Regions from separate parts of the Homo sapiens genome. Here all the other regions are linked to region 1. Evidence: chromatin loops called from intact Hi-C (ENCODE). Cell type or tissue: endothelial cell of umbilical vein. All regions are shown on one strand. Links, peaks and the distances in the headings refer to the core of each region. The heading gives the core; the rest is flanking DNA. Region 1 overlaps MAP3K7CL (MAP3K7 C-terminal like). Region 2 overlaps GRIK1 (glutamate ionotropic receptor kainate type subunit 1). Region 3 holds the start of BACH1-IT2 (BACH1 intronic transcript 2).

Region 1 (11,632 bases), core at 2,630-7,629:
AAGTCCAAGTCAATTGGTTAAGAAAACTTTCAAACTTTATGGAAATTAATTCCAAAATTAAGGAGATTCTTTACATTGCAGGAGTTTGAGACATGGATCCATCACTGGAATAAATATTTCTCTGTGCTGAGGAGACCACTACAAGGGATCTTGGCCCTTTCAAAGTTAACTAGGGACTTTTATTTGGGAAAGGCAAAATTCTAGACAGTTTGGCCCCAGTGAGCTAAAGAATTTGGGGAAATAATATAATAAAATACCTTTATCATAGGGAGAATTTTACTTTTAAATAGGGATTTAGACTGTATTGTTGGTGGATCTTGAGAGACTTATGTCTGAGTAAAAGCATTCATACGCAGGACAGAAGGAGTCAATGCCTCAAGATGACAGAAAGGATGTCAAAGTCTACCTTCATTTTATCCAGGTGGAGGAATAATAAATGATACTGAACTGAGATTTCCAATGCTCAGTCTAGACTATGTTGTTGAAGCTGTACAAATGCTTAATGCATGAAGAAATGTACTAATATCTATTGGGAAGCAAAGGGCAACACTGCACCCGTGCAGGAGGAAGTCAGACTTGCTCCAAAGCAGGATTTCTCATCCTTGGTACAACTGACATTGTGGGCCAGGCAATTCTTTGTCGTTGGGCACTGTCTATACATTGGCGTTGTAGGAAGTCTAGCAGCAACCTTGGCCTCACTCACTAGATGTCAATAGCAAACCTACACTCACCAACCAAAAATGTCTCTTAAGTATTGCCAATGTAGGGTGGGGCAGGTGTGGAGAATTTCCTGATTAAGAACCACCACCTAAAGGAAGTGGAGATTCCCACTATCAATCAACCTGACAAGAATTAATCCTGGGACAGGAAGAAAGTGAACAGCAAAAGGTTTCTTCACTCTGCTACCCCAGAGATTGGATTTGAGCCTCTTTCCTCAGCAAGGGAAACCTACTTAAAAGAGCTCTCACTGAGAAGAGTAAATATGCTGTCCCTTTTAACCCACTTAATGCCTGAGGTTGCAATTTTTTGAATTTGAAAAATCAGATCTTGGCAATGACCTTGAGCAGTAGGATATAAATAACTCCCACATTTAGTGTTCCAATAATGGAACACTAGGCATAAATTTAATATAGTTTCGGGCAGACAATTAGGTGTAGAAATACTTGGGAATGAAATTCCCATTAAATGACTGGGCTGCACCTAATTATGTGGTGTAAAATACCCAAATCATTGTGATTGGGGCATTAACAGCTTAAACTCACAGCCTGATGGCATCTGGGATACTGAAATTTCACAAAAACCTAAGTACTAAAATGAAAGAATACCTTTGGCTACATCTCTGTCTCCATAAACAAAGTAAAGAACTGAGGCAGGCCTTTGCTCTTCTACTCATTTGCTCAGCAAGTATTTATTGAAAGTCTGTTACAAGCCAGGCACCGTCTTCTATTCTTGCTAGCCAAGTCAGTCTTGGGAAGTGCATCTCCACAGCTGGAAAATGAACTCAAATCTCATATCTTACCCAGAAGGCATCTTACTCATATCAGACATCATAGGAAAGAGAAGATAGAACTTTTCCCCACATTACTATATATCCTGCAAACACTTGTGGAGAAATGTCTCCATTTACTGTGTATTTATGTTAATGAAAATGTAATTTCTGGAGGCTGAGTAAATATTTAAGAAAAATATCTTAGGTATATAAAAGTGAGGTTTGGTTTTCAGTGTTACCCTGCTGTGGAATCCTTTTGCAAAGAAAGTCATACCCTGAAGGGATGCAAATAAAAGGGATAAAATTGGTCCTTCTCTGCCGGGCGTGGTGGTTCACAACTGTAATCCCAGCACTTTGGGAGGCCAGGTGGGCGGACCACGAGGTCAGGAGATCAAGACCATCCTGGCTAACATGGCGAAACCCCATCTCTACTAAAAATACAAAAAATTAGCTGGGTATGGTGGCGGGCGCCTGTAGTCCCAGCTACGTGGGAGGCTGAAGCAGGAGAATGGCATGAACCGGGGAGATGGAGCTTGCAGTGAGCCGAGATCGCGCCACTGCATTCCAGCCTGGGTGACAGAGCAAGACTCTATCTCAAAAAAAAAAAAAAAAAAAAAAAATTGGTCCTTCTCTGGTTGATCTTGGTACAGTCCCCTGCCTGACACCCTCTCCCTCCCGAATCTGTGAGAGACTCCTCAGAACACAGTTTAAAAGCCTCTCCCTTTGGGAATATCCTAAAGAAATAAATCCTTCTGGTTAAACATAAAAAAAAAAACTTAAAATCTCCTGTTATTAGAAATCTCAGAATAAATATGACTAAAAACAAATCAAAATTGCACTAATTTTAATTTATGCCTTTGCAAATTACATATGCACCCTTTTGCCCCATCCTGATATGTTCCCCTAGATGAGATGTTACTCCCCAATCATCATTTTATACATTTTAAAAAGACATGACAATATAAGTCTCACATTGATTTTGATAGCCTCATATGAAAACCCCTTTCTGATGTTTTGCCTGAACACACTAAAATTATGTAACATTTTTCACCTCAGAAACAAAAAGACAACCAAATTAAAAAATGGGCAAAAGATCTTTGAGATATTTCTCCAAGAAAAGATAGAAATGGCCAATGAAGCACAGGAGAACCTGTGTAACATCATTAGCCATCAGAGAACTGTAAATCAAAACCACAATGACATATTGTTTCACACCCACTACAGATGGCTAGAATCTAAAAGGCACAAGAAGTGTTGGCAAAGATGTGGAAAAATTGGAACCTTGATACACTGCTGGCAAGAATATAAAATGTCAACCCGTTTGAAAACAATCTGGCAGTTCCTCAAAAGGTTACACATTGAGTTATAATATGAGCCAACAATTCTACTGCTAGGAACCTACTCAAGAGAATTGAAAACATAGGTCTACCTCAAAAATTGTACACAAATGTTTATAGCAGCGTTATTCACAATAGCCAAGAAGTGCAAACAACCGATTAAATGTCCATTAGCCTATGAAAGGATAAAATATTATATATTCATACAATGGAATATTATTCAGCAATAAAAAGAATGAAGTACTGATGCATGATACAAAGTGGATGAACCTTAAAAACATTATACTAAGTGAAAAAAGCCAATCACAAAAGATTACATATTATATGATTCCATTTGTATGAAATGTCCAAAATAAGCAAATCCATAGAGACAGAAAGTAGATTATTGGTTGCCAAAGTCCAGAAGTCAAGGGTCAGTGGGGCGTAACTGCCAAAGAGTGCCAGATTTATTTCTGGGGTGAAGGAAATGTGAAGTTGGTGATGGTTGCACAACTCTGTGAATATACTGAAAACCACCGAATTGCAATAGCCAGGGTATAGGATCAACCTACGTGTCCAAGTGTCCATCAGCAGAAGAATAGATTTTTTAATGTGATATATCTATACAATGGAATACTACTCAGCCATTTTAAAAAATGAAATCCTGTCATTTGCAACAACATGGATGAACCTGGAGGACATGATGTTAAATGAAATAAGTGAGGCACAGAAGGACAAAGACCACACAATCACGCTCCTATGTGGAATCTAAAAAAGTTGATCTCATTGATGTAGAGAGTAGAATAGTGATTACCAGAGGTTGGGGAGGGTGGTAGGAAGAGGGGTATGGGGAGGGGTTATTCAGTGAGTACATAGTTACAGTTAGACAGGAGGAATAACTTCTGGTGTTCTCCTGCACAGTAGGGTGACTGTAGTTAACAATGATGTACACTTCAAAATAGCTAAAAGAGAGGATTTTGAATGTTCTCACCACAAAGATATGACAAATGTTTGAGGAGATGAATACGCTAATTACACTGATTTGATCATTACACAATGTGTCCATGTATGAAAACATTACACTAGACCCCATAACTAAGTACAATTACTACATGTCAATTAAAAACAAATAAAACTGGCCAGGCGCATGGCTCATGCCTGTAATCCCAGCACTTTAGCAGCCCGATCACTTGAGGCCAGGAGTTTGAGACCAGCCTGGCCAACATGGTGAAACCCTGACTCTACTAAAAATATAACAATTAGCCCAGAGTGGTGGCACACACCTGTAATCCCAGCTACTCGGGGAGCTGAGGTAGGAGGATCGCTTGAACCTGGGAGGCAGAGGTTGCAGTGAGCCAAGATCGCACTGCTGCACTGCAGCCTGGGAGACTGAGCAAGACTGTCTCAGAAAAATAAAATAAAATAAAATTGTTTATAAAAATATATATAACATGAGGATGCAAAGACATAAGGATAATACAATGGACTTTGGGGACTCGGGAAAGGGTGGGAGAGGAGTGAGGAATAAAAGAATATACATTGTGTACAGTGTACCCTGCTTGGGTGACAGGTGTACCAAAATCTCAGAAATCATCACTAAAGAACTTATTCATGTAACCAAGCACCACCTGTGCCCCAAAAACATATTGAAATTAAAAAATAAAAATTAAAATGAATAAATAAAACATTCTTCAATCTGACTTTTCTAAGAGTCTGTCTATTTTTCTGACATTTCAGTTAATCTTCTAAACACCAAAGTACCCAATACAATATTTCATACCAAAAAAATAAATAAGTGGTTTCTCTACTGGATGAGATAAAATGCTTTATCTGGAACAAAGCAAACTTTACAGTTGATTGTAGCTTAATAATATACTTTTAAAAATTTCTGTCAAACAATTTGGTAATAGATTTCATTTTTTTATTTTATTTTTTCTAAATTTGGTGATAGATTTCAAAAGCCATAAAATGTCTATATCTCATTTCAATGACTTTCATATTACATACACAAAAAGCTAGGTATGTTGTAGAAAAATGCTTATAATATTTACGGAAAAAATCATGTTATACATTCCACGTTACTGTATATGCAATTATATTAAAATGTCTATTCACATGCAAAAGGCCTAGAAAGAATTAGATAAAAATGATAGCAGGAGTTCTTTAAAGATATCAGAATTCTTGGTAATTTTTCAAAGCTTTCAAGAAAGTCCTTCCCACCTTTTTCACACGGAGAAGAAAAAAAAAATCAGTAAAAATATAACAAACCTCTCGTACATCATTGGTCATAAGCCAGAAGCGATTCTTTAAATTGGATTCAGCCAATGCTGAGTTTATAATCCTAGAAAATGTTTGACTCTCTTTCTCCATCCAACAGATATGATTTAAAATAACAGTTTCAGCAACTCTTCTCATCACGCCTCTTAAGACAAATTCTCCCAAACTTGATCCAGGGAGACCTCCTCTGGAGATGAGAGAGAAGTTCAGTTTGGAGTTCAAACCTTAAGCAGTGTCTGAACGACTCCAATAAAGAAAAACTGTCTTTTAAAATACCTTAGTTAGCGTCTCTCTTTGCATCTAGCTTACGCCAGCCAAGCTAGAGGCAACATAATCAGCTACACTTTATGAAATAATGAGAAAGAAATTCTCAACAGAATCATCAAAAAATGGAGAGCTAACTACTTGGGTCAAATTCACTTGGCCCAATATATCTTGCTTGAAAATAAAGACTGTTTGGGAAAAGACATGTTGCAAAATGAATTTCCACTTCAGTAAAGTCTTAATGAAAATAACGATCATTAACAATCCTTGGAAAACCAAGCTCATGTATTTATAAATATAAGATATTACCATATTTCCCAATTTAACAATGTATCCTAGCAGTTTGTTTTTTTTTTTTAAATGGAGTCTCGCACTGTCACCCGGGCTGGAGTGCAATGGTGTGATCTAGGCTCACTGCAACCTCCACCTCCCGAGTTCGAGCAATTTTCCTCCTAGCAGTCCTTTATTGCTGATATTGACTCTGTAATACCAGCACTTTGGGCGGCTGACGTGGAAGGATTGCTGTAGGTCAGGAGTTTGAGACCAGCCTGGGCAACATAGCAAGATGCCATCTCTTTAAAAAAATTTTTTTAATTAACTGGGCATGCTGGCATGCACCTGTCGTCCCAGCTATTCAAGAGGCTGAGGTGGGAGAGTTGCTTGAGCTCAGGGGGTTGAGGCTGCAGTGAGCTATGATTGCATCACTGCACTCCAGCCTGGGTGACAGGGCAAGACTTTGTCTCAAAAAAAAAAAAAAAAAAAAGGAAGAAAGGGGCCTGTTAGGCCAAGAGCTTGGTGTGAACAGGGGCTCAGTGACTGGAGGACCCACCTCCTGCCCCGGGAGAAGTGAGGAGGCCAATGTAGCTGAAGTTGAGGGATGAGATTGGAAGTTCTACAGAGGTTCCAAGGCATCCCCAGGGAGGTCTTGAAATCTATGCCAAGAACTGGCTGTCATTTTCTAGCAACAAGAAACCCTAGGCAGGGAAACTAGTTACAATATTGCATCAACCAAGATCTCAAGTAATAAGTCCCAAGCCCAAATGGTAGAAGTGAGAATGAAGAAAAAGGAACTTGAGACTTTACGAAAAAGAAAATATATATATAATGAAAGAATTTGGCCTTGGCCCTACATCTAGCCAATTATTTAGGGAGACACTTCAAGTACTTTGGGGAAGGAAACAAGATGAGTTCTGCAGAAACACACACAGGCATATAAGTAATTAAGGAGGGGGTCCGGCCCACTTGTATGTGGTCTGGAAGGTTGTATAAAATACCTCCACTAGCCTGCTAGCCATGTTACTTCTAGAAGTTGACTTTTCCTTTTTTTATTTTTTATTTTTATTTTTTTGAGACAGTCTCACTCCGTCACCCAGGCTGGAATGCAGTGGCGTGATCTTGGCTCACTGCAACCTCCGCCTACTGGGTTCAAGCAATTCTCATGACTCAGCCTCTTGAGTAGCTGCGATTACAGGCACGTGCTATCTACCACACCCGACTAATTTTTTTGTATTTTTAGTAGAGACAGGGCTTTGCCATGTTGGCCAGGCTAGTCTCAAACTCCTGACCTCAGGTGATCCGCCTGCCTTTCCTCCCAAAGTGCTGGGATTACAGGTGTGAGCCTCTGCGCCTGGCCCCTTTTTTCATTTTAATATTGTTGTAGTGGTACCCAGAGTTATCATTGCTTTCAATGTAAACAGTAAGGATATGTTTCAAACATTAGATAGGAGTCACTCTCATGTCATTATCCTACCATATCATTTTTTTTTTTTTTTTGAGACAGAGTTTTGCTCTTGTTGCCCAGGCTGGAGTGCAATGGCACGATCTCAGCTCCCTGTAACCTTCACCTCCTGGGTTCAAGCGATTCTCCTGCCTCAGCCTCCCGAGTAGCTGGGATTACATGCGCCCACCACTACACCAGGCTAATTTTTGTATTTTTTAGTAGAGACAGGGTTTTGCCATGTTGGCCAGGCTGGTCTCGAACTCCTGACCTCAGGTGATCTGCCTGCCTCGGCCTCCCAAAGTGCTGAAATTACAGGTGTGAGACACTGCGTCTGGCCCCTACCATATTTTTTTTAATGCAACATAAAAAAAACTTACAGAACATGTAATTTAGGGGATGAGTATTGCATTTCCAAAAAAAAAAAAGCTACACATAAATTTAATTTAAATAACAAAGTCCTCCAGTACCTTCAGTCTGAAGAGTTTATAAATAGAGACATAATTACTGAGGATTTTTCTATCATACCACCACACTTCACACACACACACCAGAAGATACATTTACAGGCTATTCGTCATATAGATCTTCTTTGACTTCAATATGGATCACATGATTAATAATCCTCAATTCCTTCATGAAATTTTTTGTAGGACTCCAACTGTGTGTAATCATGCAATCTGAGTATTCCAAGCAACTTTATCAAAACTCTTAGAACAAAAAGAAAATAGTCAGACATGGAAGAGAAAATTTGTATTTGTGACCTCCTAATAAACATCTTTTAATCCCCTGTAGCCAAAAGTCTAGATACAATTTTATGTTTGAAGCATGGCAAACCAAGCAAGGAAGGAAGGGTTTGTAAGGTACTAACTGAGGTTTTGCAGAAGTCTGGCCCCAAAACCCATACTGTCCACCATCATGCTATACTGTCCGACCACCATTCTGGGAGTCTCAAAAAAATTGTAAGGATTTCACAAACTTCTCAACACAAAATATATTTCATTCGCTTTTTGTAAAAATTAAATTTTGTGTGTGTGTGTATTTTTATTATACCACCACACTTCACATACACACACCAGAAGATACATTTATTCACAGGCTATTGATTATATAAATCTTCCTTTGACTTCAATACTGGTCACATTATTAATAATCTTTAATTCCTTTATGAAATTTCATATCTATATTAATGAAAATAATAATCATTAATAACCCTTGGAAAACCAACCTCATGTATTTATAAATATAAGATATAATCATATTTCCTAATTTAACAATTCATCTTAGCAGCCCTTTATTGCTGATATTGACTCTGTAATACCAGCACTTTGGGAGGCCAAGGTTGGAGGATTGCTTGAGGTCAGAAGTTTGAGACAAGCCTGGGCAAGATAACAAGATCCCATCTGTAAAAAAAAAATTGTTTTTTTTGAGATAGAGTCTCACTCTGTTGCCCAGGCTGAAGTATAGTGGCACGTGATCTCAGCTCACTGCAACCTCTGCCTCCCAGGTTCAAGCGATTCTCCTGCCTCAGCCTCCCGAGTAGCTGGGATTACAGGTGCCCGCCACCACACCCGGCTAATTTTTGTATTTTTAGTAGAGACAGGGTTTCACCATGTTGGCCAGGCTGTTCTCAAATCCTGACCTCAGGTGATCTACCAGCCTCGGCCTCCTAAAGTGCTGGGATTATAGGCGTGGGCCACTGCGCCCGGCCCCCACAAAATATTTTTTAATTAGCTGAGCATGGTAGCATGTTTATTTCTTCTCCCCTTCCTTTTATTAGGGTGACACGTGATATATAAGAAATAAAGAATCACAATATGTTTGTGTTCTGTTTCACACATCAACAATAATTTACTCAGCCTCTAGGTGCCACATATCATACCAGGCTCCAGGAATCTGATGGTGACAACACCTGACTATCAGTGCTTTTATGGCACTTACCACCTAGTAGGAGATGTAATCAAAAGGAGATCTAATCAAAAGATCCTAGTAATCAAGATATCTCGTTAATAAATGGGAAATCCCAACCAGCTAGTACTGTGAAGGAAAGGTGTCTACTCTGAAGCTTTGCAAGTATAAAAGAATGGGATTCACTGGGGTAGGCACTGGCGGAATCAAGTGCAATTAAAAAGAAGGATCCAGAAACAAAAAGTTATGAGTGAGTAAAATCAGAATGCTTTAATTAATAGAACTGTATAATTCCCTATAGCAGAACTGTAATAGTAATAAAAGCTATCAAGATAAAAACTTACCCTACTATAAAATGTAGTCAGTCAACTAAAACGTTTACATTATTTTGAAGAGCTATCCCAGTGGCTTCTTCACGTGATGTGGGAATGCCATCATTTAAGCAGAAATTAAAATTCACACCAAGCCACAGTGCTCTGCAGCCTCTGGGCACATTTACGGAAAACATAGTGTGGTTTTGGGTGGTATTTTGGCATTTTTAATTTCATGAACTAAAATGTCTTATTTAAAAAATTAAGTTTTGAGTAGGAAGCATTCCTGGTATTCCTTTTGCTACTCCATAAAGCACTTAATCTCCAATAGCACCACTTGAATCATTGCTGTAACCCCCTTGCCTCCCTGTCATCCTCACACTCAGCCTGTCCCCTGCCCATTGCCCCTGGTCCTTGCCCAGTAGGCAGTGCTCAGATGTAGAGTGAGGGGGGTAGGTACTTACTTCCTTTGCTCAAGCAGGGTGATTTCCTTTTTGACCTCATGGTATTCTTCTGCTATTTGGCAGTGCTGTTTGAACACCTCCATGGATTCCTCGGAGTCATGACAAGGCGGCAGGGGCTTCACAAACAACAAGAAGAAATTAGTCCATTTCTTTGCATCAGGATAAATTACCAACCATTTTGCTCGCTGATGTTCTTTAAACGAAGGTTTTTTCTTCTTCTTTTTTTTTTTTAACGTGAGAACAGCATTGTCAGTCAACATTCAACAGAGTTCAGCTGATTCTATTTGACTGAAAATAGAGAGGTGGACAGATAGTCTCCACATTCATCTCCCAGTGTCATTCATGGGCATCTCAGGCCTGAGCCAGAGCCCTGAAATCCATTACATGTCAGTTACCTGCCTTGTGATGGAGTAAAAATAAGTCTCCAAAGGATTCTACCGTACTCCCCGGAAATCTTAGACTTTGCTTTAGAGAAGAGCAGTGGTGGGGAAATAGTTCAGTTGTCTGTTTCAATTATCCCTTGCTTTCTGTTTCTGTAGCCAGGAGGTATAATCTCATCTTGCAGAGTAGAGAAGAAAAGCTCTCTTCTGAGAAATGCATTTGGGCTAAAGAAAGATGCTGAGCCAGAAATAATGCTTGCAAGGATTAAGCAACCTGTAAGAAAGGCCGGATCTCCCTCCCCCTAAAAAAAAACCATCCCTATAAGATTCATGTTTCTCTTTTTCTCCCATCCATGAAAGAAGCAAAGGCCAGCGTGGCAAGCCTTTCTGACCGCAACATGGTGAAAACCCTACTTCTAGGAATTATTTTTAAAGAACGAGTTTTCCCCAAGTTTATTTTTCTAATTTCTTGTTTAGCAATGCGTGATTAAAAGTACTACTTTTAGGCCAGGTGGATCACTTGAGGCCAGGCATTCGAGACCAGCCTGGTCAACGTGATGAAAACCCATCTCTACTAAAAATACAAAAATTTGCCAGGCATGGCGGGGCCCACCTGTAGTCCCAGCTACTTAGGAGACTGAAGCAGGAGAATCGCTTGAACCCAGGAGGTGGAGGTTGCAGTGAGCCGAGATCATGCCACTGTACTCCAGCCTGGGTGACAGAGTGAGACTCCATTGCAAAAAAAAAAAAAAAAAAAAAGTACTACTTTTAGGAATACTAGTTAAGAGTTTTTTTTTAAATCACCCTTTTCAATTATATATAGAAAAAAGTAAATAAAATCTGAGAAATATCAGTTTATTGTGAAATAGGCTCTTCAATCTTATCCTTTCTTCACAATGGTCTCTCTCTATATATAAACTATGTATCTGACAAGGTCATATTGTCACTAATTTTATATTAGGAAATTGAGAACTAATGAATTTTTTACTATTTGTTCCTCTCATTATATTCTTCAAGGACACAGATTTCTGTGGGTGTCATATTTATTTCTGTGATCCCTCCCATGATGTAATAGAAATTCAATAAAGTTTACTGTCTGATTGATAGATAAGATGACATTCCCTATGTATCATGAGGCCTCTGAGTAGAGATGTTTAAAGGAAATAAAATTCTAAATAGATTTAGGTCAAATTTACCTTCACGTGGAACATCTGTTATGTCCCAGTTCATGGAAAATCTCATAATAATCATATTAGGTAGCACCTTTCTCTGCTGCCCATGAACACATTCACAGCATAAACTCAGACTGTTGGAACCATCATCCCTTTCTATACGGGATTCAATTGAAAAATAACGCACAGTAGTACTACAGTATAACTCGCCCCATGAGATAAAGCTATTGCCAAAGGAATTCAGAACTCCTGGCTCCTCCAGTCTGTGCCCCAGAAATCGCTACCCACTCATCAATTTTCACCTGTTACACTGGCAACTTACCAGGTATAACAG
Region 2 (5,000 bases), core at 1-5,000, 690 kb before region 1:
TATATCCCTACTGCAATTTCAAATCTAACTTTGAAATGTAGTAATTTGACACAAGTGCCAAGATGGAAAAAATTATTCCTCAAACTGACATAAGAAAATATTCTCCTATATCATAATGAAATAACATAACACTTTACTTTGTGTAAAGCATTCACCACTTGAAAAACATTTTGATAAATGTAAAGTTTCCTAAATGACTTGCATATTTATGTGGCTGTTCCTTCATTTGCTTCAGCTTTCAGGCCACATTTATTTACTGCCTACAATGTGCCCACTAGGAAGAAAATATCAGTAGTGCACTCGAGTATCTTCCAGTCTAGTAAGAGAGACAAGATGTACAGAGAATGGAGGTAGGAAGTGGAACTGATAAGGGGCCATTGAAGTTTAGCTGGAAGTTGCAGGATGAAGGAAGTCTGCAGAGTACATAGATTTTAGTCTGAATTTTGGGAAATGTATAGAATTTCTACAGGTAGGGGGCCTTCTTGGTAGGAGGAACAGTGGGTAGAGGTGCCCAAGTTACTCAGATGTGAATAGTAACAGTCACTATTTGCATTTAAGCGCAAGGAAAGTGAAAAGTGCTCTGTGGGAGAGAACTAACTATTTAAGTAGGGTCAGATTCCTAAATAATTTGAATGTCAAGCATCAAGGTAGAAGGAAGAAAGAAGTGACAAAGCAGCATTAAGGAAAATCCTTCAAGAACAAAAGAGATGTGAGCTGAGGCTGACATCAGAGACAACTGTGAACTTAGTGCTGACAATGGGAATGGAGGGGTGGGAAGAAATGTGAGAAACTGTGGAAGGAGAAATAGTCAGACTTGAAAATTTTTCCATAGAGGTAAGAAATCAGGGAGAAGGATCAAAGATGGCACTGATATGTCACATCTAAGTAAGTGAACGGAATGGTAGTGTCTTTAAGAGAAACCAGTATACCAGGAGTCAGTGCAGATTTGGGGAAACAGATAATATGTTTGATTCTAAACAACATGTATTGAAGACAGGACATTTCGTCCAAGGGGTGACATCAAGATTTATGTTGCAATTAGAGATCACCAGTTCAGAAGAGAAGTCAGTGCTAAAGACGCTCTTCTTGGAAATGTTTAAGTAGCTAAGAGAGTTGAGGCCATGAGGTAGACTAGTAGCCCTGGCTCTGGAATAGGTGCTGTACATGAATCTCCTCATAGCTCATGAAGTTAGTTATTAGATTCTGTTTTGCAGAAGAGGAACTGTGATCACACAGCTGGTAGGAGTCAGAACCAGGACTCAAGCTAAAGTCATTCAGACTCTGGCATTTCCACTGCATTATAGGGCTAGAAAAGGGAGCAAAGGTAAAGAACAGACTGAAAGTGAGATCCTAGAAGATGCCATGTTATGGGAAGAGGATGTTGTTCACATTTATTGATTTATATCTCCCTTTTGTCTATTATTGCCTTTGTAAACAATCTGTGTTGCTCAAAGATTGCTACTCTCTTGTCTCAAAAAAATCATTTCTAGGCCGGGGGATGTGGCTCATGCCTGTAATTCCAGCACTTTGGGAGGCCGAGGTGGGCGGATCACTTGAGGTCAGGAGTTCGAGACCAGCCTGGCCAACGTGGTGAAACCCTGACTCTACCAAAAATACAAAAGTTAGCTTGGTGTGGTGGCTCACGCTTGTAGTTCCAGCTACTCAAGAGGCTGAGGCAGGAGAATTGATTGGACCTGGGAGGCGGAGGTTGCAGTGAGCCAAGATCTTACCATTGTACTCCAGTCTGGGCAACAGAGAGAGACTCCATCTCAAGAAAAAAAAAAAAAGAAATCATTTCTAGTTGATTCATTTTCACAGACTGATCTGTAAAGCAAATAAGCTAAGAGTTTGTACAGACTGACAGTAATAAAAGGTAGGAATAATATTATTGGCATCTTGAATTCATTTGTGTTAATATCGTAAGTAAAAGTTTGCTCTAAAAGTCTGTTCTTCTAAAATATTAAATTTCCTGCTGAGATACTCTCTGGCTTTTATACAAACATTGTTACTTGTTAGTTACCTTGTAGTAGTTATACTATTTCCCCTGTTATACTGAAGATTCTTACTTCAAAATGAGCTGAAGATGTGACTTATGAGTTTACATAAAATGAAAAAAGTAGTTTTGGTTCTTAATAAAGAGAATTTATGTGCCTGGTACATTGCTAAGACTAAGGAACTGGCAGAGTCCAGATGGAGGCCAAGAATACAAGATGTTATGAGCACTAAACAAGGACTCCAAAATTACTTCCATCAATAACCTGTGGCATCTGCGACCACCTTATCCATTCCTGGGATTCGTTTTTTGTTCATTGTTGTGGTGGTGGTTGTCCTTGTTGCTTTGAATAGGAGTGGCCAGGGGAGAGGATATCTGAGATTGGGTACAGGGTGTGTATGCAGTTAGAACATTAGGGCGATAGCAGTATTATCTTTAATCTTGAACACCTTAGAAATGGATAACACCCAGAGCCACACATCGAAAAGATAGAGATTTTTTAAATACCCTTCAAACTGCTTAATTTGTAGTCCTAACAAAAAAAAATTTACATCTGCTGAATTATGTTCATATCTGTGAGATTTAAGAAATGCTACCCAGGATCTACATAAATGTTCCATTTATGGCAAAGAGAAGATGATTTTGTTTATGAAAAAGAGATAACAAATATTTGAGATAGTTTTTAAGGATCTTCTGTCAGCAAATGTTAATGCAGTAAGGAAGATATCATGATCCTTCTGAAAGTCAGCGAAACCGAACCAAAAAGGGATGACATAAACTTCACGGGCATATGCTATTTTAAGATTTGCACAGATTTCTGCACTCTAAAAAACGTGAGTTTCATGGGGGCTGTTTGTTCTCTCACTCCACACACATATGAGAGGGTGAGAGAGAGTATCTCCAGTAACAGGGGCCATCCACTGTTGGGTTCAGTCATTCTCTCTTAGAGGCACCAGAGGGCACCAGAGGGCATGAAGATCAGAGCAGCAAGCCGCTCTACACTCTGCATCTTTATGCTAGCTTCCACCATAATTAACACCTGCAGAATCCTGGGGTAGTTTTCTCACCATGCACTTGAAATGTGCCAGCTTTTAAGAACCCTTACCGGCACTCATCTCGAATTTAAGGCACACTCTCTCATTAGAGGTAAGCTGAGAAATTGGAGTCAAGGAGTTAAGCAGAGAGAAGGGGATAAGCACATGGACACATTGTCTTTGGTGGTTAAGAGGAACATTGCTAAAAACAAACGGCCTTTTATTGGCCTTTCCTCCTTCCTGACATCACTCTACACTTATCCTTAATGAAGTAGTACATAAGAACTGTGTCTGACGCTCTAAGGAAGGATGGGCGCAGGAAACAAAGTATAACAAAGGAGGCAACACTACAATGACTTAGAGGATTTAGTTTTTAAGAGCTTTTCCCCTATTGATGGATGCTCGACTGATTTTATCTCATCATCAACCTTGGAAGCTATTAGCAGAGGAAATTGCACTTACCATCTGTGATGTCCTGGCAATAACTTAATATTGTTCTGAAGGTTTAATTCAAATCGATTTAATTCAGCAAACATTTATTAATCTCATGAATGTTTGGCACCATACTAGAAGCTAAGGGATACCAAGATGAACAATGCAAAATGTTTTATTTTTACTTCAAAGGTTTTAAAACCTAATAAAATACAAGAAAAATATTAGGAAGTACAATACAGTCTGGGACATGAAAAGAAAAAGTATAAACAATATGCTTAATCATTCATTTATTCATTTAATAAATATTTTGGCAACTATTATATGCCAGGAACTATACTATGTGTGTTTGTAGACCTTGGTTAACAAAACAGATTTGGGTTCTGTTCTGCCTTCACAGAGTCAGTTTGGGAAATGACAGAGTGTTATGATAAAGAAACATTTGGCATGGGAGAAAGTTCCGAAAATCTATTTGAATAGGGTGGAATAAATGAACTTCCATAAGAGACGACATTTAAGAAGAATCAAGTCATCCTAAGGACTAGGAAAAACACATTTTACGTATACCAAACAGCTAAGGTGAAGATCGTGGAAAAAAAAAAAAATATATATATATATATATATATATACACACACAACTTGGTCTATTTAAGGAACCCAAAGAAGGCAAGCTGTAGTATATGTAATAAACGGTATGCAAATGCCAGGCTATATAGAGCCTTGTAGATGATATTAAGAACTGAAGAAAGAGAGAATACATCTAGCCACAGGGATCCACAAATCTTTACAAAGAAGGTTTCCATTTGAGAAGGATGAATAAGATTTTGACAAGCATGATAGTAGAAAGCAGGATTTCTGGATAAAAACAATGTTACGAGCTTAGACACAAAAGTGATAGTTTGTGTATGATTTAGACTCTAATAAGCATCAAGGTGTGAGTGGAGGATTCAATTGCACTAGGCAATTGAATTGTTTGCCATGAGGCCGGAAGCACAGGTTGGAAAACATAATGGAGAACTTGGACAAATTACTGGTTCATTAGGGGCATGAAGGGAAGTCACGGACATTATTAATGCCAGACAGTGATACTGTTGGCATTCCAGCTCAGATAGTCTAATTTAGCAGAAGCATGCATTGTACATTGGCGGGGACAGAAAGAGAATTTAGCATCTCTAGATATCCACATTGATGGCATTAAGGGTCTTAGGGTGGTAAAAGTGCAACTAGAAGCAGCGTACAGATAAAGTCGTTGCCAAGGCAAAGTCTGATTATTGGACTTGAATTGGCTGAGACGATCAAGTTAGAAAAAAACTTTTAATAATAATAATAATAATAACTTACGTTTAACCCTGGGTAACTGAGAGAGTATAAATGCTACTACTAGTTAATTAAGGCTAAGTAAAGCAATGGTGAATTTTATGTGTATACACATACACATGTGCATGTGTGTGTGTGAGAGAGAGAGAGAGGGAGAGAGAGAGAGAAAGAGAGAAACAATAGTGTTGCAACCTGAATAAACAAAACAAAGTAATTAGGCAGTA
Region 3 (11,632 bases), core at 2,873-7,872, 210 kb before region 1:
AACATAAGCAGTAGCTGTGTGCAGTCAAATGTACAAATATTTAACTAGCTTACTCCACCAGTGCACAGTTTTAATACATAGTCTGAGAGCATAGAATGTAGATACCAGCATTGTATGTGAGGCTGAGACGTGGCAATTTAGCAAACCTTATGGAGTAATTAAACCATCTAGAATTTCAGTTCAGAGAAATCTAAATGGGAGAAGCATCCAGCTGTCAGGAACATGTCGGTTTTTCTTTCTCTCTTCCCTTCATCCTTATGCCTTTGGGACCTGGGATCCTTCAGGACCTCCGTGGCCTTCTCACAATGATCTATACCTGCAACCTTTTCTATGTCCAGGTCCTACCTGGTCAAACCATACCCCTATTCCTACCACCACCAACACTGCCTACACACACACACACACATACACACACACACAGGCACACACATACAAGTGTGCTGTGGAATTCATATTAACTTATAGATGGCACAATAGCAGCGGATCTGAAAGTGTGGTCCTGAGACTGGCAGCATCAGCATCCCCTGAGGACTTATTATACACGCAATAAATTCTTGGGCCCCATCCCAGGCCCACAGAATCAGAAACTCTAGGGGCACGGCCTAGCACTCCAAGTTATAACCAGCCCTCCAACTCCTTTCAATCCATAAAAACCTAAGATCAGGTGAATATAAGGTATTCTTATTTTACACAAGAGGCAGGGGAATAATTAATAAATCAAAAGATATACAGTCAATGTGAATTAACTCTAGAAAAGAGTAGGGAGGAGTAAATCAAATAATACAAAATAAGCGTTAAGTGACTTACTGTTTCAGCACACTCATCTTCCAAATTGAGTCTAATATAAAATCAGTTTGCATTTAATCAATTTGCCAAAAAGTATTCCTTGAACACCTTTGATATCCATTTCTTCAAAATACATCAACCAATGGAGACACCCAGAAAGGGAGTATTTGGGGAATTCTCTGAAGGATTTACAATTTAAAAATCACAATATGAGTAATATGCATATGTATGAAGGATATTATAGTCAACTCTAAAGTGATTCCTGAAAAGTTAGAAAACACAAAACAGTTTCTACAGTATTCTCTCCTCTACCTCTCTCTGCCTAGAGTTAAGAATAATAAAGGTCAGGGCAGGGTGTGGTGGCTAACGCCTGTAATCCCAGCACTTTGGGAGGCCAAGGTGGGTGGATCGCAAGGTCAGGAGTTCGAGACCAGCCTGACCAACAAGGTGAAACCCCATCTCTACTAAAAATACAAAAATTAGCCAGGCGTGGTGGCAGGTGCCTGTAATCCCAGCTACTCAGGAGGCTGAGGCAGGAGAATTGCTTGAACCCGGGAGGTGGAGGTTGCAGTGAGCTGAGATCATGCCATTGCACTCCAGCTTGGGCGACAAGAGCAAGACTCCATCTCAAAAATAAATAAATAAATAAATAAATAAATAAATAAATAAATAAATAAAGATCTTATTCCTATAATTTTAGAGGAATAAATAAGAAAAGCATATGCAAAGACTATGGATTTCTAGTCTGCATCCCAGTTCAAATGTGAAGTAAATTACCGTTAAATTTGGATTGAAAACAGGTATGCTTCATATAGAGCTTTATAAGTTTTAGGTCATGTTGACAAAAACACATACGCGCTCCACTTCTTTGCAACATCTTTGAGGAAAGAATTTCTAGAATGAGGATTCTGGAGTACAAATATGTGGGTAACGTTTCTAAGTTCCCAGAATACATATGATTTCTCATAATTAAAATGCCTAGCATTTTTCTTTTACTTTGATTTTTATTAGATTATAAAACTGGTGGGATAATTATTCATGTTAAAAAGAATTATTTCCATGTTTTAAGCTATAAGTATATTTCAAACTCTTTTCATATTCTTTTAATTATGATGGGACAGTAGAGTATTTATAAATGTAGAAAAAAGTCACTTAGATGATAATATTTCAAAAACTGCCTGCATTCTTTTAAATTAATAAACCTGAAGCCATCTTTTGCAGAAATAACTGCCTTAAGCTTCAAAAAGTTTTCAGTTTGAAAGTAGCAAAGTTCAAAATTTTAACGAGTTGTTTTATTAATATTGTAAATTTCTGTGGTGACAGGAAAAATTGGAGAAGTGATCTATGGAGGAGATTCAAAGCATCCTGAAAAACAAACTCCTCTTAAACTTTTACGGAATACAAGATTCTTATTTTTCCTCTCCATTTTGCCATTTTGCTAACGGCCTTTACTATTATTTTGATTATCTAAATGTAATTGAATTTATTTCTGTGGAAACTAAATGAATATAAACCAAAGGAGAAAAGAAAAGTCTACTTATTCAGGGCTTGCTATAACAAGGGAGTCGGCCACCATCAGTTGCATTTTGGCCAAGAACTCAAAGGCAGGCAGAGTGGAAAAGCCCTACAGTGGAAAAGGGGGAAGCCTTCTCATGTGCCTTGATTGCAGGCAGCTGGCATGGGGAAGCTGTGGGCCGCCTAGCTAGAAACTGGCATCCTGTTGCATATTTGCATTTCTCTGGTTGGTCCTAAGTTGGAAGTGGGGACAAGAATTAGGGAAGCTGTCAGTCATTCTTCAAGTCCTGGCCGTTTTAGACCAATTGTTCCAGAAGTGATTGTTAAGTTCCTAGACCGTTGCCCTAGATAGCATCTGACCCCCTCCAAGTCTGACTTAAAGCAGGCTGGTTTCCTGGGCTGTTTGTTAGAAACAAGGAGTTGGTTTTCTGGGCAGGTAGGTGTAAGCTGTTCTATTTTCATATACAGTCTGGCCATTGTCTTTGTATATGCAGTCTCTCATTTCCAAATAAATTATCATTTAATGTGCCACAGAAATATTGGTATAATTCAGATCCAGAATAAGAAGCCTACCTCTATGGAAATTTAGGCCCCACGAATGGGGGCTTCATATAATTCCTCTTGTATGAAGGCCTATGCACATGGAGACAAGCTGAGAGGACGTAGTAAGAAACAAATTGGACCTATCAGCTGCCGGATAGAGACCAGGCCACAAGGAAAGGTTTAGAGCAGCCTAGCACAAGCAGATGCTTTTCAGCAACCCAGGGTAACATAAATGAGTAAAGCCAGCCAACTCTAGGACAGGGAACAAGAGGGGAGACTGGGAATTGAAGAATGCCTGCTTAGCCTAAAGGCTCTCAAACACATACCATATTTCAAAATCACTCCGAATACCAAACAAAACTAATCTACTGGAAACATGGCCCAGAGGCCTGTCTGTTTGGCCTCCCGCCCAATCTGATATTCAGCCAGTACGCAATGGTTTGGCCATACTGATTGGTCAGTTACTGATTTGATCAGGCACCCAAGACAACTGGTTATTAAATATGCATTTTGAATGGCACCTCACTCTAAAGCAAGAGGGTCAGGGCAATCCCCCAAAACTGGTGGTTGTCAAGAATACATGATTTGGGATGTAGTTTTCCAGGTAGGCTGATGTTTTCTTACTGTCTAGGCACTGGGTAATTTGTGTCAAGCTTTATGTGAATTGGGAAGTCATGAGAACCTGAAAGATGGAATCAAAGCAAAAGTAGCCCTGATGAGAAAAGGCTACTCTTTTCCTGATAAGTTAGAGCCACAAGGGAGCTATGAATCTCAGAGTCACACCTCCATGTTAGTCACCTAAGTGGACTACAGGGAGAATCACTGGGGCCTTTAGCCATGAAAGAGATACATCAACGCAGTGATCAGAGCATCAGGGATGCTTGGGGGGCATCAGGAAAGGAAGGCTGTGCAGAGAACAGGATGGAGAGGATAAAGGAGGGCATTGATTCTGACTACTTCAACAAGAGGCCTGCCATCCCCACTGATAATATGAGCATTACCCCCATGGCCCGTTCAAAACGTCATGGCGATAGAGGTTTAGGGGGTATTTCTGGATGGTGCTTAGGGCAGAGACACTGTCTTTACCACTTCATATGGTAACAGGCCCCTGCACCCTTCCACAATAACTTCTATTTTTTTTTTGAGACAGAGTCTCACTCTGTCATCCAGGCTGGAGTGCAGTGGTGTGATCTCTGCTCACTGCAACCTCCACCTCCTGGGCTCAAGTGATTCTCCCACCTCAGCCTCCTGAGTAGCTAGGATTACAGGCGCACACCACCATGCCTGGCTAATTTTTTTGTATTTTTAGTAGAGACGGGGTTTCGCCATGTTGGCCAGGCTGGTCTCGAGCTCCTGACTTCAAATGATCTACCTGTGCCTGGCCTTCCACAGTAACTTCTACTTCAGGTTAAAAAAAAAAAAAATAGCCTGAAGGTGCATTTAATGTACATGTTTTTACCAGCTGAATTTTTTACAACAGGTAATCCTATTTCTATGATAATAAATTAACAGATTCCATTTGAAAAAAGAAAAAACTTCAAGAATTTGCACTTACACACAAGTATGGTGAGTTATTTACTAAAATAGCCAAATAATATAGACACAGTTTTAAAATACTTTAAAAAAAAAAAAAGTTAGAAATCCAATAAATTCTGGGGTTTCTGCAACTAAACTCTTATAGTAAATGTAATATGAATTTTTTTCAAGTTACTTCTACTTAATGGAAATGCATTATATACCAAAATGCCTTTCCTGGTTCTGGAAAACAAGTGTTCCTCTCCTAACTTTGTGCATTTTTAATTTCTGCTCTTAACTCGAAAATATCTACTAGGGGACAGTGATGCTGCTGTACTGTGGGCCAGGTCACCCTTCAAGGCCACAGGCCTTTGTACAATCGAACAGGCTTCTCTTGACGCACCATTTCCTGGCAGTGTGCTCAGGCATGTTCGTGGCCATTTCAAAACTTCAGTTCCAGAGACTTTCAACTTAAGTCTTCAAAGTGGACAGGTAGATAATATGGATCTTTTGTCCTGCATACAGTGGTGTTGATGGGACTATTTTCATTGTTGCAGAATTGGTGACCAAGACCCAGAGTCAAAGGCAAAGACATATCAAGAATCTCTCATTCTGAAGAGAGCTGCCAACAGCTGGAGGCCATATACTCCCCGAAGACTTTTTATTAGGTTGGACATAACCAGCTCTGCTGCTCCCAACTATCCCCAGGCCCCTCTCATTCCCCTACCCCATACAAGCAGAAGATTGGGAAGAGGGGGAGAAAAGGGGTTGCTTTTTGTGGGTCATCAGTACAGACAGCCTTGATGTTTTCCAGGAAGGAAGAGAAGAAAGGAAGGGAAGCACTCATAGCCATTGCAGGTGTCAGGAATAAGAGGATTTGTCTTGATCTACAGTGGGATATCTGCTTATGGGCAGGGGAGATAAAAACTTACATGACAGAGAGGGGCCAGCAATGGGAAGCAAGCCCTTTTGCTATTCAGTGTTACAAGGAAGCTTGAGTTTCCTGTGGCTCAGGGGGACACTGCAGGAGGCAGCTGAGCTTGAGCTGTCCTGTTGTACCCAAAACAAGAAGGCCACCACAAGGTGGCAGTCCCAGCAACAGGAAATGGCAGGGCGTATTATTGCCAGCAAAAGCTGGGGTGGGACTCAGAAGACTGAGCTAGAGCTGATCTCTCACGTTAGAGAATTGGGCCAAAACCTAGGGAGGAACCCTTCCCTAACCCTGAATGGCCTATATAGAACCCACATATGTACTCCAAGAAGGAACCAGCCTGGGACGCCCACCATCAGTGAGCACCCCCACTGGGTCTATCTCAGCCAAAGAGGCAACAAGCAAGGGAAAGCTATCATCCAGAATGACGGCTTCATCCCTTTCCATCTTTCTTCCCCACTCAAAGGGAAGAGTGTCCCGAGAGAGGGGAGTAAGGAGAGAAAAAGCAGATCAAGCCTTCTCCCAACTCTAAGTCCCCATGGAGAAGCATGATCAGGGCTCTGCAGAGGTGGGAGGAGGTAAAGGGGAATCTATTGGATCTGAAATGGATTTTTAAAACTTCACTGGCTTTTTATAAATACTCAGAAGTGGATTTAAAAATTTATGAAACTCTGTGGGTACAGAGTAGAACTTCCCCACAAAATAAATAAATGTTTGCAGGGCTCAAGTTGGAAAAAATGTCCTTCTGCAGCAAAGGGTGTGGCCCTGGGGTCAGGGAAGCACAATGATGAACCAGGAGCATCTAGGAAGTGACCCGTGCCAAGGGTTTAAATTCCAGGACACTCTTTCCTTGGACTTCTGGAAAAGTAGAATGAAGCAGATAGGTTTAAATTCTTTCTCTAGGCTGGGCACAGTGGCTCACGCCTGTAATCCCAGAACTTTGAGAGGCCAAGGTGGGTGAATCACTTGAGGTCAGGAGTTCGAGACCAGCCTGACCAACATGGTGAAACCCCATCTCTACTGAAAATACAAAAATTAGCCAGGTGTGGTGGTGCACGCCTGTAGTCCCAGCTACTCGGGAGGCTGACACACGAGGATCACTTGAGCCCGGGAGGTGGAGGTTGCAGCAAGCTGAGATCATGCCACTGCACTCCAGCCTGGGTGATAGAGTGAGACTCAGTCTCAAAAAAAAAAAAAAAATTCTTTCTCTTATAGTTTCTCAAACACTGTAATAAAATTTGGTACAGCTTTAATATCAAGTTCGAAATGAGTAACAGGCTGGGTCATAAAATAAAAGAGAGAAAGGGCAGCTTCCCCATGTTCAACCTCCCTCCACCCAGTCCTCACTGCTCAGACTTTGCAGAGGTGGCAACAGTGCATCAGAAGGTGGCCTGTGCTCCAGGCCCCGACTAGAAGGAGAGTGAATAGGTACCTGCTTTAACTCAGTGTTATGGACTAAATGTTTATGTCCCTCCAGAAATCATATGTTGAAATTCTAACCTCCAATGCAATGGTATTTGGAGGAGGAGCCTTGATAGGTGATTGGGTCATGAAGGTGGATCCCTTATGTTGTAATTAGTGACCTTATAAAGGAGTCCCCAAAGAGTTCTCTCCTTCCTTCCTTCCTTCCATCCTTCCTTCCTTTCTTTCTCTCTTTTGTTGAGATGAAGTCTCACTCTGTTGCCCAGGCTGGAGTACAGTGGCATGATCTTGGCTCACCACAACCTCCACCTCCCGGGTTCAAACAATTCTCCTGCCTCAGCCTCCCAAGTAATTGGGATTACAGGCATACACCACCAGGCCCAGCAAATTTTTTGTATTTTTTAGTAGAGACGGGGTTTAACCAAGTTGGCTAGACTGGTCTTGAACTCCTGACCTCAAGTGATCCACCCGCCTCAGCCTCCCAAAGTGCTGGGATTACGGGTGTGAGCCACCGTGCCCGGCTCTTCTCTCTTTCTGAGGATACAAGAAGACGGCAGGCTGTGACCCGGAAGAGGGTCCTCATCAGCATCCGACCATGCTCACATCCTAATCTTGGAACTATGAGAAATAAATTTCTGTAATTTCTAAGCCACACAATCTATGGTACTTTGTTATAGCAGCCCAAACTGACTCAGACCCTCAGAAAAGGCTGATGGGGAAAAACCATCCTGGAAAGTAAATAGTCAAGAGGACCTTGTAAGAGCAGACATGAGAAAACTCCCCACCCCAGTAGATTCACTAGAGACGCAGCTCTCAACTCCTTGTACCAAGACCCATAGGAATGATACACTTTACATCATACCCCTATAAACATGTACATGTGTAATTGATTAAAGTTTCATAAAGTAATATTTACTCACTATGTGCAATGCACATTGATATTTCATATTCTGTTCTGTTTTTTAAATGCTGGCCACAACCCCACACAAATTGATTTCTAGACCTTAATAGTCTCTAATCAGCAGTGTAAACAACTCTCATTAGAGGGAGAGAACCCTTAAGAGGAAGGGGAAACCTTGGGTTTCACAGGCATGAACAGCAGTGTTTCTTCTCTCTGAGATATGCCTCCCATACCCACAGCCCCTTTTTTTTCATCATACTGGGATCCTATATTCCTGATTGCCTACTTTCCAGGTGAGTTATCTCCTCTGGAGTTCCCACCTCTCTACTGGATCTCTTATGTAACCACCTGATATGGTTTGGCTGTGTCCCCACCCAAATCTCATCTTGAATTGTAGCTCCCATAATTCCCATGTGTTGTGGGAGGGACCCGGTGAAAGAAAATTGAATCGGTTTCCCCCATACTGTTCTCAAGGTAGTGAATAAGTCTCACAAGATCTGACAGTTTCGTAAGGGGTTTCCCCCTTTCCTTGGCTCTCATTCTCTCTTGCCTGCTGCCATGTAAGATGTGCCTTTCACCTTCTGCCATGATTGTGAAGCCTCCCCAGCCTCATGGAACTGTGAGTCCATTAAACCTCTTCTTTCTTTATAAATTACCCACTCTCAGGTATGTTTTTATCAGCAGTTTGAAAACAGACTAATACACTATCCTCAATGCCTTTCTAATTCTACCCATTGTACATGGATTGGACTCCTCAATGCCAACTCCATTCATGAAATACTTTCCAAGCCCTTTCATACCCAGCATGTACAAATTGTCCCCAGCACCTTCTTAACAAGTATGTCTGAATAACAGAAAACTACAATAATAATGCATGTCAGAATTATATGATGTAAAGATGTGTCTGTCACTGCTACCAGCTCTATCTATACCTCTTTCTCTGTAATCCTTATAACCATCTGACACATTAGGTCACATAGCTATTTAGCGGTGGACTTGAGCTTCGAATCCAGGTGTTCTTGGGAAACTTGCAGATCATAGAGAAGCATGAACACAAAGAATAAGTGTGGCCTTCCAGTGGTGGGGGCAGGGTGTCATGAGACACAGAGCAGTGGTAGGTCTTATGCAGAGCCTCTTTAGGGTTTTACACCACTGGTAGAAGAATCTGTCTCTAGACCGAAGAGTTCAAACCGAGAGACTTCTTGCTTTCTCACAAAGACAGGCTTCTGGCCATTTAGCTGCTGGGCTTTTCATCAGCCTTGAGGAATGAGAGACCTTTGTGGAGCTCTTGTTTCTAGGCGTGAGAGCAGGGGAGAGGCTGAAAAGCATCTGACATTCCTGGCGTCCCATTCTCTAGACAAGAGGGGACACTCATAAGGGCCTAAATACCTGTCCAAAGGCTTCAGTCACAATCCCTACTCTGTAAGGAAAATCTTGGCATCATTTCATCCCATACAACTAAGAAGAAAGATATATATCATGATAGCATATGGATGTGTTAACCATCTTCCCCCATTTTCACGTTTTAAGAATTTTAGGGCCGTGCATGGTGGCTCACGCCTGTAATCCCAGCACTTTGGGAGGCTAAGGCTGGCAGATCACAAGGTCAGGAGATCGAAACCATCCTGGCCAACATGGTGAAACCCCCGTCTCTACTAAAATACAAAAAATGAGCCAGGCGAGGTGGTGTGCGCTTGTAGTCCCAGCTACTCGGGAGGCTGAGACAAGGGAATTGCTTGAACCCAGGAGGCAAAGGTTGCAGTGAGCCAAGATCATGCCACTGCACTCCAGCCTGGCGACAGAGCAAGACTCTGTCTCCAAAAAAAAAAAAAAAAATTTTAGGTCTGGGGTGAGTTGGAGTATTGCTGAGGAGAACCTTTCTCAAGGGCAGGGCTCTCGGAGATCATGTTCTCATGGGTCCCCGGGACCGGTCCTCAGGCTCGCTAGTTTAAGGTGAGTGGAGTGGTCTCTAGGAGCAGAGCATGATAACAACGCTAGGTCACTCATTTACAACGGACTGTAATAAACTACCTTTTTCCTTCCACCAGGGGGCACCATTCACATAGACTTCAACAGCAGTGGCATCAACAGGCCTACAAAGTGGTGGTGGTAAAAAACACACTTGAGACCATCATATGTATCTGAAATCAGATACGATACCTGAAAAACATAAATCAAATTAATGCTCATATGGTTGCTTGCTGTCCAAGGAATTCAAAGCAAAGGTGGAAACTGACCCTTACATCACTTCTTCCTTCTAGATGAATAGCATCAGCTACATTTTCTTTCCCATTATGTAATGTTTCTATTCTGACCACCCACCTGTGATGGACATAGTCTTTTTAGATGTGTTAGTTTTAATATTAGTCAAGACTTAGTCTCAACCGTTCTCTATTAAGTGACTTTGCAGATATCTGATGTCATCTCCATTAATGCAGATTTTCATGTCAGATTCAGCTCTGAGTTCACCTTAATGCGGTGGTGGTTCCCATAGTGTAGTGCCCAGGCCCCCGCATCAACATCACTTGGGAACTTGTTAGAAAGGCAAGTTCCTGGTTCCCAACTCAGACCTACCTACCAAGTCAGAAATCTAAGTGTGGGGCCTGCAATCTGTGTTTTTACAAGCCTAACAGGGGATACTAATGCATGCTAAAGTTTGAGAACCACTGACTTAATATACAGTTTCCAACCCGGATGACACTAGAAACAACTACGGGACTTTACAAAAATATGGGTGTCCTGGCTTCCCCCAGAGCCACTAGGGTAGTGGAAACAAATGTCACTATCAAATGGATCTGGGTTTGAATTCTGGTTTTGTCACTCACCAGCTATGTGCCTTGTGGAGGCTCCATCTTCTCATCTGTAAAGTAAAAGTCATCGGACCTGCCTTGTAGGAAGGTGTAGGAGGGGAAGGTTCAGCAAATGCCTCATAGAGAGATTGACTCATAGTACATCTTCTTCCTTGGCCTCCACCGCAACTAGAATCTTATTCACCCGGCCTGTGAGGGTACAGTTCTCACCTTGCCCCAGAATCACCAGGTGAGAATGATTTGCTAGACCCGCTTTCTGAAGTTTCACAAATGGACAAACATTTTCACAGCTGTTACTGGGATTTTGCCATAAATCAGCAGGAACACACCCGAGATCTGACAAAGCTATTTCAAACTCTAGATCAATGAGGAGGGAAGTTGCTATGAAGCCGGGTTTGCCAACTGAGAGCATTGTAATTGTTCGAGTTGCTCTTGGGATCTAGCTCAGATTCCTGCTGACACCAGAGAAGTGAAGAATGAAAATAGTTGCCTAGAAAATCAGAAGCAGCTCCCCAAGTTACCTGCCACATACAGGTTTGTTTTTCCTTAATTATCTAGGTAATTGCTTTGCTTCCTCTACCTGCCTTTACCAAGAGATGCCTGGCCAGAAGAGCGAGGAATTAAAGTACCTGTGGAGGCTGCCCACCGAGTGAAGCTGCAGGCTGCCCATCCCATCGCAGTAGCTCCTTAGTTGTCAGTAGGTTGTTTCTATGAATGCCCCCTCCATCAGAAACCAATGAGGTTTTTCCAATTAATCTAAATCCCTGCTCTTGTGGAACTGGTGCGGAGACAGTGGTTAAATGCTAAATTGTCAGCCCAAAGTCAAATCCTTTTATTTAAAAACATAATATGCAGAATGGCTTCCTAAAACAAAAATTGGGAAAATTGTTAACATAGAGACTTCCAGGTTTTGCCAAGGGTACAACTGTTTTCTTAAACACAGTTTTTAACAATTACGTACAAATCAAACCAAAGTTCATCCAACCCACTCTCTGAATTAGTCTCAGTACAATGCGCATAGACAGCTATCACTAGAGTTAGTGAATATTATGGGAAAAATTAGAGGCAAAAGTTGAGACTGGAGCCGGTGAGAGTTAACAAAAACACTATTTATATAGAGAAAAATACATTTTAGAGAAGTATAAACATACTGCTTGGCATCAACATAAAAGCCCAAGTGCAAGTCAAAGGTAACCCAAAAGGCTCATA

The links. Hi-C counts contacts between places; a loop is a spot of excess contacts. Peaks named below come from ENCODE experiments on the same cell type or tissue, not always from the same donor. Only the 100,000 strongest peaks of a DNase experiment are listed, where the experiment ranks them.
Region 2: a loop joins it to region 1, with 6 times the contacts of the local background. A loop is called at or near these places in 5 of 110 quality-filtered maps.
Region 3: it touches region 1 in a loop (7-fold over the local background); 94 of 110 quality-filtered maps call a loop at or near these places.

What each region holds. Positions count from the first base shown.
Region 1 is chr21:29,158,171-29,169,802 of GRCh38, reverse strand. It overlaps MAP3K7CL (MAP3K7 C-terminal like), which reads right to left. Exons shown (of 5, transcript NM_001286620.2): 4 at 9,747-9,862. Among named protein-coding and RNA genes, the nearest start is that of LINC00189, 30 kb to the left of the region's middle. RefSeq lists a silencer at 5,141-5,435. In endothelial cell of umbilical vein, for the core only: a CTCF peak has its summit at 5,266; a DNase peak (open chromatin) is centred at 5,262; H3K27ac peaks cover 1,453 bases.
Region 2 is chr21:29,847,844-29,852,843 of GRCh38, reverse strand. All of the region lies in intron 1 of GRIK1 (glutamate ionotropic receptor kainate type subunit 1), which reads left to right. Among named protein-coding and RNA genes, the nearest start is that of GRIK1, 90 kb to the left of the region's middle. In endothelial cell of umbilical vein, for the core only: a CTCF peak has its summit at 2,939 (motif pointing right); a DNase peak (open chromatin) is centred at 2,963.
Region 3 is chr21:29,370,576-29,382,207 of GRCh38, reverse strand. BACH1-IT2 (BACH1 intronic transcript 2) reads right to left here and starts at 9,707. Exons shown (of 2, transcript NR_046564.2): 1 at 9,645-9,707; 2 at 8,228-8,966. In endothelial cell of umbilical vein, for the core only: a CTCF peak has its summit at 5,437 (motif pointing right); no DNase peak of the experiment used is centred there.